Linked DNA regions of Homo sapiens: region 1 is linked to region 2. A link is an interaction called in ENCODE POLR2A ChIA-PET data of the cell type or tissue named here. Cell type or tissue: GM12878. All regions are shown on one strand.

Evidence for each region. ChIA-PET counts read pairs that join two places held together with the same protein. Peaks named below come from ENCODE experiments on the same cell type or tissue, not always from the same donor. Only the 100,000 strongest peaks of a DNase experiment are listed, where the experiment ranks them.
Region 1: POLR2A ChIA-PET joins it to region 2 with 5 read pairs; 2 of 35 experiments call an interaction of 5 or more read pairs at or near these places.

Annotation. Positions count from the first base shown.
Region 1 is chr4:39,744,329-39,749,328 of GRCh38, reverse strand. UBE2K (ubiquitin conjugating enzyme E2 K) reads right to left here. Exons shown (of 7, transcript NM_005339.5): 3 at 3,519-3,577. Among named protein-coding and RNA genes, the nearest start is that of UBE2K, 49 kb to the right of the region's middle. In GM12878, no CTCF peak of the experiment used is centred here; no DNase peak of the experiment used is centred here; H3K27ac peaks cover 568 bases.
Region 2 is chr4:39,653,092-39,658,091 of GRCh38, reverse strand. SMIM14-DT (SMIM14 divergent transcript) reads right to left here. Exons shown (of 6, transcript NR_183845.1): 4 at 4,627-5,000. Among named protein-coding and RNA genes, the nearest start is that of SMIM14-DT, 16 kb to the right of the region's middle. RefSeq lists a silencer at 257-457. In GM12878, no CTCF peak of the experiment used is centred here; a DNase peak (open chromatin) is centred at 421; H3K4me3 peaks cover 134 bases; H3K27ac peaks cover 776 bases.

The sequences.
Region 1 (5,000 bases), 91 kb before region 2:
TTTTCACTAACACAATATACATTGCAATTTAATGCTAGAAATCATATTGGTTGTATGCATTTAATCAAATTCCTTCTACACTATTATCACCTGATTCAAAGATATATTTTCTCTGTTTTAGAAGTAAGCCTACTCTTCCGGTCAATAATTTATTGCATAATAATAAACACAAAACATTCTGTGACCATGGTAAGACAAATGTGAATTTTTCATCTTTTCTCAAATTTTAGCTGCACAGTAGTAATGAGAATATAACCAGCTACCTTGATAATTTTACCTCATAAGACTTAAAATTAAGCCTGAGTCCAAACACATGTGAACACACAATTCAGCAAGAAATTTACATAAATATTCCCCATTCTTCTCATTTTATTTACCAATCAGTAAAAATTCAAATCAACGTAGTATACATCTAGAACATATTTATCATGTTCATTAACATTTACTGCAAGAGCGTAATGCCACAAGTAGGGTATATAACATTTTCTTGTTTGTTCTTTATTTTTTTTTGTTATTTAAAAAAATTTTATTTCATATATACCGTATTTAAAGAACACTAAACTGCAACTATGACTAATTGGTTGAGGTCACAGTAATACAAATTGGGGTTGAACCTAAGAAGATGTTTCTAAATGTCAAAGCTACCTCCAAACGGAACAGCTAGAATTAGAGATGTAGAGGCTTTTCTTTTTCTTTTTTTTTTTTTTTGGGACTAGAGACAGGGCCTTGCTATGTTGTCCAGGCTGAACTCAAACTCCCGAGCTCAAACGCTTCTCCTGCCTTGACTTCCTAAAGTGCTGGGATTATAGGCGTGAGCCACCATGCCTGGCCAGGTAACAGTGGCTTCAATAGCAAGATGAGGTAGTAGCAAAAACATCAGACATACTTCAGTTATTATGTTTTGAGTCTATTTTTCTCGCTTTAATAAAACAAGGGAGTGGATGTGGTGGTTCACGCCTGTAATCCCAGCACTTTGGGAGGCCAAGGTGGAGGGATCACTTGACCCCAGGAGTTAAAGGCTGCACTAAGCTATGACTGTGCATGCCACTAAACTCCAGACTGAGCAACAGAGTAAGACCCTGTCTCTAAAAAAAAGTGGGGATGAGGTGGGAGAGATTTAATAAAATATTTATTTCAAAAATTAAATGAAGTTACAGGTTGAACTGCCTAAAACAGAGCCACAACTATGCAATTACTTTGAAGCTATTATACACTATAAAGGCTACACCTTTACTGAGACATAATTCACCCACTTAATGTGTATGACTTCCTTTTCTTTTCTTTTTTTCAGATGGAGTCAGTAGTTCAAGACCAGCCTGGCCAACATGGTGAAATGCCATCTCTACTAAAAATACAAAAATTAGCTGGGCTTGGTGGCGGGTGCCTGTAATCCCAGCTACTCAGGAGGCTGAGGCAGGAGAATTGCTTGAACCCAGGAGACAGAGGTTGCAGTGAGCCGAGACCGCGCCACTGTACTCCAGCCTGGGCGGCAGAGCGAGACTCCATCTCAAAAAAAAAAAAAAGAAAACAACAACAACAACAAAATTAGCCGGGCGAGGTAGCAGACGCCTGTAGTCCCAGCTACTTGGGAGGCTGAGGCAGTAGAATGGCGTGAACCCAGGAGGCAGAGCTTGCAGTGAGCTGAGATTGTGCCACTGCACTCCTGCCTGGGAGACAGAGCAAGACTCCATCTCAAAAAAACAAAAAACAAACAAACAAAATCCAAATATCCATTAACAGCTGAATAAGAAAACAAAATATGGTCTATACTTATAATGGAGTATTATTCAGCCTTAAAAACAAAGAAATTCTGACACATGCTTTAACATGAATGAACCTTGATGACATTATGCTAGGTGATATAAGCCAGACACAAAATGACATTTTATGATTCCACTTACATGAGGTTTCTGAATTAATCAAACTCGGAGAAACAGAAACAGTGGTTACCAGAAGCTGGGAGCGGGGAATAATGGGGAGTTATTGCTTAATGGGTACGAAGTTTCAGTTTGGGAAGGTGAGAAAGTTCTACAGACAGATAATGGTAAAGGTTAAACAACAAGGTAAATACACTGCCACTGAACTGCACACATAAAAATGATTACAATGGTAAATTTTATGTCATGCATATTTTATCACAATAAAAAAATCGACCAGACTTATCAGAAAATAGATGTACATAAACAATAGACTAATAGGCAGCCCATAATGCTAAGTGAGCCAAAATCACCCTGGAACTTCCATTATCATATCTATTCTTAAACTGGAACAACCAATAGGTTGAATGAACAAATTCTAGAACATTCTGAGTGACTGCTATCATATGCCCAAGGGACACTATACTATTGGGAATTACTGATAATATATAGGTGTAAAAGACCTATATGACTCAGGAGCATAAAAGCTAGAGAAAGATACATATCCAAAATAATACATGAGTTGGAACTATATTTGTGTTGCCACTATATAAATTGTATAAAATGCTACTGAGAGAGGAGAGGGAGAAACATTTGATGAACTCAGCTTAATGAAGAAAGTGATACTCGGGCCTCATAGAAAACTAGAATTTTAAATAATAGGGACAAAGATTTAAGTGAAACTGATAGAAAGCTGTGGAAGAATAAGCATCACCTACAAATAAACAATCTAAGATGGAAAATGAGACCCACATTGTGGGTGGAAGTGGTAGAAGATTAGAGTGGGAAACAAGACTGGGGTCAGGTTCTAGGTTTCAAGTGCCAAGCCATGGAGTTTAGACTTTATTCAGGGAAAGAAAAGCAGCATGATCAAAACTGAACTCTAGGAAGATTTCTAGACCAACAGTGCAGAGAATGAGTAGAAATGGAAAAGATGGAAGGGTGATTAAATAATAGACAAAACAGGGAATAAAGTTGAATGCCTAAAGTGCTGATGACAGTAAAAGCAGAGACATAAAGAAAGTGGTTCAATCCAAAAATAAGTTTAGGTTGGGTCCCCCTGTTATACATGATCTTAGGGTATTCCATACTCCCTTTCAACATTTATCACAGTTGCAATTCCATGCTCAGTTTTTTTTCCCCACTATAATGTGAGCTCTATGAAAGCAGGAACAGTATAAGTCTTAGTTACTGCTATAGTTCTTGGCACAAAGTACTCAAATAATGACTGAATGTAGAAGGTACTCTCCTAAAACACATACTTCTTTGAGTCAAGTAAGAACCTCTGTCTATGTGTAAAAGGGCTCTCTAAATTTGGGAACACTGCCACGTATTTCTAGATCTAGTATATGAGCCATTGTCAGATGTACATCCTATTCCAGTTTTGAGCCATTACTGGCTGCCTTTGGGTGAGTTTGCTTTTCATTCTAATTTCAGAAGCCAGCCACCTGCCATTATCTAAAATCCTGTCCACATCAAGTTTACACAGTAAGCAATTCATAAAGCTGTGACTTTAATAAGCCCTAAAATATATATTAATAAAATGAGGTCAGAAATATAAAATATTTTGTAACTTCATGCACAAAAATAGGCTTACAATACCTTAGGGGGATTAAATGGGTATGTTTCTGGTATTTTTATCTCTAGTTGGTATCTTCCTCCTAAAAAAATGGGGAAAACAAAGTTAAGAATGCTGCTCAATTCAAATATATAAGACAAATATACTGATGAGCTTTTCAGAGCAGCTATTTTATATTCAATTATAAAAATTCATTTTAAAGTTGAAATCCAGAAAGAAAGTAATCAAAAGCACTAGTTTTTAATTTAAAGGTTGTTTAAAGCATACAGAATATCCATTTCATACAACTGTATTAGTTTATCAGTGAGTAACAAGGCCAGAGATAAATACATTTAATCCAGACAATGCAATGCCAACATTTCATCAGGACAATTAACTATTGGAGTTTTAATCTCCACTGTGTCCTCTAATCCATCCTGTTAAGAATTGCTAAATAACAACAACAACAAAAGGGTCAGAAAAAAAAAAGAAGGCAAGGAGGTATAAAAGTACAGATGATACAAAGGACAGAGATTATGCCATAAACAAAATTCTACTTCTAGCTGGTTCTCGCAAATGAAATAAGGTCCCAATCTTTTCATTTGTGCCCTAAATTAAATGTCAATACTTATTTGTTAATATTTGTGCAATTAAACTGCAATTACTTTTGCACTAGCCTAATAAAAACAAGCTGGGTCCATGGCTAATGCCTTGTAATCCCAACACTTTGGGAGGCCGAGGTGGGAGGACTGCTTAAAGCTAGGCCAGGAGTTTGAGTAGAGCCTGCTCAATATAGCAAGTCCTTGTCTCTATTTTAATATAAAAAACTTTAAATATATTTTTTATTTTTTAAGCAAAATTCAACAAGAGAGATAGACATAAAGACAAACTATTCCTTCATTTATTTATTTATTTATTTATTTTATTTAATTTATTTTTTTTTTTTTTGAGACAGAGTCTCGCTCTGTTGCCCAGGCCGGAGTGCAGTGGCGTGATCTCGGCTCACTTCAAGCTCCACCTCCCGGGTTCACGCCATTCTCCTGCCTCAGCCTCCCAAGTAGCTGAGACTACAGGCGCCCATCACCACGCCTGGCTAATTTTTTTGTGTTTTTAGTACAGACAGGGTTTCACCATGTTAGCCAGGATGGTCTCGATCTCCTGACCTCGTGATCCACCTGCCTCAACCTCCCAAAGTGCTGGGATCACAGGCGTGAGCCACTGTGCCCAGCCCAAATTATTCCTTTAAATGGGTATATAAAATGCAAAATTTTACCAAGGAGCTTTTCTAACCAGTAATATACAAACAGAAGGCAACTTTTTGTTTCGTTTTGAAGTTATCTTGAGCAACTAGCAGCTATACAGCATTTTTAAAAAGCTTATCTAGGCTCGGCGCGGTGGCTCATGCCTGTAATACCAGCACTTTGGGAGGCTGAGGCAGGTGGATCACGAGGTCAGGAGATCGAGACCATCCTGGCTAACATGGTGAAACCCCGTCTCTACTAAAAACACAAAAAATTAGCTGGGCA
Region 2 (5,000 bases):
GCCGGGCGCGGTGGCTCACGCCTGTAATCCCAGCACTTTGGGAGGCTGAGGTGGGTGGATCACGAGGTCAGGAGATTGAGACCATCCTGGCTAACACGGTGAAACCCCGTCTCTACCGAAAATACAAAAAATTAGCTGAGTGTGGTGGCAGGCGCCTGCAGTCCCAGCTACTCGGGAGGCTGAGGCAGGAGAATGGCGTGAACCCGGGAGGTGGAGCTTGCAGTGAGCTGAGATCAGTTTACTGCACTCCAGCCTGGGCGACACAGCGAGACTCCGTCTTGAAAAAAAAAAAAAGTACTACCAGAAAGCAGAAGCAGACAAATTCCTGCTTATTCTTCCCTCCATGGTCATGTCTGGACACTTACCTGGGTGAGACTTACAAAGTGATTGAGATTCTGAGTGATAGAGAACTAGACTATTTGGTTAGGGACTTTTTTTTTTTAACTTCATGGAACTTTAGGTTTCACAGTAGCTTGACTTTCATTTCCTCTCTCTCTCCCTCTCCCCTTCTCTCTCTGAAGAAATGCCTTCTACACCTTTTAATTCTTGACAATTAAAGGAAACCAGGACGAGGCAGCAGAGAACTGGCTGTTTAGGTTTTGATCTCGGTTTAAAGAGCGAACCTGAGGTTGACTTCTATTAGTCCATCTTTGTTAATCAACTTAGGGTGAAAAAAAAAATCCCAGAACTTGAAAATCCCAGATGTATCCAAATCAAACACATGGCTTGTAGCTTTACCTCAGAATAGTGAGAATTCCAAGAGCCCAGGCAATAGTTGTTTGAGTTTCCAATAAAATTTTGCTGGCCGGGTGCGGTGGCTTACGCCTGTAATTCCAGCACTTTGGGAGGCCGAGACGGGCGGATCCCTTGAGGTCAGGAGTTTGAGACCAGCCTGGCCAACATGGTGAAACCCTGTCTTGAGTGAGCATTACTGCCTGAGTTCCACCTCCTGTCAGATCAGCGGCAGCATTAGATTCTCGTAGGAACACGAACCCTATTGTGAACCGTGCATGTGAGGGATCTAGGTTGCGTGCTCCTTATGAAAATCTAATGCCTGATGATTTATAGTTGACAGTTTCATCCTGAAACCATCCCCCTCCCCCTGTTACCCCTACCCCAGCCGGTGGAAAAACTGTCTTACACAAAACCAGTCCCTGGTGCCAAAAAGGTTGGGGACTGCTGAGCTACAGCATTATTGGGAAAATTATATACTATGCCCAACGCATAGCACAAGACCTGGCACATCAAAATTGCTCAAGATGGCCTGGGGCAGTGGCTTACGCCTGTAATCCTAGCACTTTGGGAGGCTGAAGTGGGTGGATTGCCTGAGCTCAGGAGTTTGAGACCAGCCTGGGCAACATGACGAAACCTCATCTCTACTAAAAATACAAAAAATTAGCTGGGCGTGTTGGTGTGCACTGTAATCCCAGCTACACAGGAGGCTGAGGCACAAGAATCACTTGAACCCGGGAGGGGAAGGTTGTAGTGAGCCGAGATCATGCTCCAGCCTGGGTGACAGAGTGAGACTCTGTCTCAAAAAAAAAAAAAAAAAAAGGCCAGGTGCAGTGGCTCACGCCTGTAATCCCAGCACTTTGGGAGGCCAAGGCGAGTGGATCACTTGAGGTCAGGAGTTCGAGACCAGCTTGGCCAACATGGTGAAACCCCCTCTATACTAAAAGTACAAAAAAAATTAGCGGGTATGGTGGCAGACACCTGTAATCCCAGCTACTCGGGAGGCTGAGGCAGGAGAATCGCTTAAACCTGGGAGGTGGAGGTTGCAGTGAGCTAAGATTGTGCCACTGCACTCCATTCTGGGTGACAGAGCAAGACTCCATCTCAAAAAAAAAAAAAAAATTGCTCAACTATTGCTGGCTAATGACTATTAAGTTTCACTTTACCCTGTCCCTGATGGTCTATTTACTCTGCTTGCAAACAACTGGCGGGCAGAGTCATCCATAATTTAATGGCAGTCATTGCTTATGATTTTCAGTATTTGGGTGGAGAACTACTTATCAAAGCCAAGTACTGTGTGTTCTGTTTCTATGTCATGTTTATTCAATCACTAAATAACCACAGTTTCTGTCCTTGGCCTTATATTACTCAGTAGTTCTATGATTTAATCATCGAAATTGTATCTGGTCTTAAATTATGTTTGTAAGTAGTCTTCCAGTAGGAAAAGCAGGCCTCCACCCGTTATAGATCATTCTGCCTAGAAATTTTAGTCATAGATTTTGTCCAGTCCAAATACAAATATTAATATATTGTTTTCTATAATTTTAAGGTAAGACTGCTTAATACTATGTTTTCAAAATATTGCCAAATATCATCTCTTTCATTCTTATCTGCTGGATTCAACTGATCTTATGCTCTCTCAAAACTTTTGCTCTGGCCCTAGTTAATTAATACTCAAGAACTAAAAGTGATTTCTTGGTAGGTTTCTGTTTCCAACTTCTTCCCATTTCAATTCACGTTGGATGCTACAAAACATTTCACAAAACATACCAATTTATCCATGAACACCTTTCTTTACATTTTCTCACACTCTCAGTTTAGATATGAACCATGATGCCCTTAGCTTGGAGTTAGAGGAGACTCTAGATTATGTTTAAACTATATTGTATGTTTGACTATCATAACATCATTTTTTGGAATCTGACCACACTCTTGGCCAACTACATCCTGATATCATAGCAACTGAAAGTGTAGCCAAGTATTTTAATGTCAAGTAAACTGCTATGTGTTGAGGATGGTTGGAATTGGAATTGGAACAGCCAGTTTTGACTTCCCTCTTAAGTAGTGGGGTTCTGAAGTCAAAATATTCTGCTTATTAGTTTTTCTCCATTTCCCCCTAAATTAGGTAATATTCTATCCTTAATATATTTTACCTTTTTTTTTGTTTTCCTTTTTAAAAAAAAAAATAATAGACACAATGTTGCCCATGTTGATCTCAAACTCCTGGGCTCAAGTGATCCTCCTGCCTCAGCCTCCCAAAGTGCTGGGACTATAGGCATTAGCCCAGACTTTTTAAATCTTTTAAACAGGGCACTGATGATAATCTAACTGCATGCCTGTATTGTCTTAGAATATTTTTAGTTAATATTGCTGGGCGCAGTGGCTCACGCCTATAATCCCAGCACTTTGGGAGGCTGAGGCGGGCAGGTCACGAGGTCAGGAGATTGAGACCATCCTGGATAACATGGTGAAACCCTGTCTCTACTAAAAATACAAAAAAATTAGCCGGGTGTGGTGGCACATGCCTGTAATCCCAGCTACTTGGGAGACTGAGGCAGGAGAATCGCTGGAACCCAGGAGGCAAAGGTTGCGGTGAGCCAAGATTGTGCCATTGCACTCCAGCCTGGGTAACGAGAGTGAAACTCCATCTCGAAAAAAAAAAAAAAGAATATATTTAGTTAATATTAATATCTGGCTGGGCACGGTGCCTCACACCTGTAATCCCAGCATTTTGGGAGGCAGAGGTGGGTGGATCACCTGAGGTCAGGAGTTCTAGACCAGCATGGCCAAAATTGAAAAACCCCATCTCTACCAAAAATACAAAAATTAGCCAAGCTTGGTGGTGGGCACCTGTAATTCCAGCTACTTGGGAGGCTGAGGCAGGAGAATCGCTTGAATCCAGGAGGCAGAGGTTGCAGTGAGCCGAGATTGCACCATTGCACTCCAGCAGCCTGGGAGACAACAAGACTCCATCTCAAAAAAAAAAAAAAAAAAAGGAATCATAACCTATCATTAACCAAGTCTATATCTTCCTTAGGCAAATTCTCCTCTAGCAATAATGTCCTGTGAAACAAAAACCAAAAGACATACCCACATTAGCATTTTCTATAGTCATAGTTGGAGCTCCCCTTTTTTCATTCATATTGAAAATATAGACTACTCCTGATAATTTTTGCTGTTTTCATTCAGCTTACTTCTTGGCTCTTCAAAAGAAGTTGTTTTGCTAGAGTTCTTCTCCCCAACAAACATGTGAGTCCAAGCTAAGACTATTCTCTTGTTCTAAGCCTCTCTTTATGCCTCACCAAAATTGTTAGTTTTTTCCTTTTATACAACACATTTATTGACTTTCCCTTCAGCAACAATTTCACCTTTCTTTCCTTAATCATTAATTTTAATCTGAACATTTTCCCCTAAGTAGGTCCCTCTGGCTCAGCCACTGGACTAGTCCATATGTCTGGTAGTAAGATGAGATACACACTGACTTCCCTTCTAGTCCATTATTAATCATAGAAGGCAAATTGGATAAGTGGAGAAAATGCAGCTATCCTCTCCACTAGGCAACAAAACATTTGCACAGTTAGCTCCAACTCTGCAAGACTGGGGAAGGAATAATCTGTCTCATCAAGCCCTTTAGGATTTTTGCAGTTAGGTTCAAATGAATACATATGGTACATTGTTTTAGAATACTATCAAACCTCTGGGACCCTTAATTACAGACCCAGTCCAGTGACTACTGAGTTAGCATTGAAAAATAAACTTGTAGTAAACTAGGAAAGTCTTGTATTCAAGTTCCTGTATCATCCCGGTCAAAGGACAAATTACAACAAATGCAAAGATCTCAACTGACTTTATTGCAGTTCTAGAATTGGGCAGGCTGAGTGTGGTGGCTCATACCTGTAATCCCAGCACTTTGAGAGGCTGAGGTGGGACAATCTGTTGAGTTCATGAGTTCCAGACCAGCATAGGAAACATGGCAAAACCCCATCTCTACAAAAAACACAAAAGTTAACCAGGCGTGGTGGTGAGCACCTGTGGTCCTAGCTACTCAGGAGGCTGGGGTGAGAGAATTGCTTGAGCCTCGGAGGTGGAGGTTGCAGTGAGCCAAGATGGCACCACTGCACTCCAGTCTGGGTGACAGAGCCAGAATTTGTCTCAAAAAAAAAAAAAGGCTGGACATGTTGGTTCACATCTGTAATCCCAGCACTTTGGGAGACCAAGGTGGGTGGATGGCTTGAGACCAGGAGTTTGAGACCAAACCAGCCTGGGCA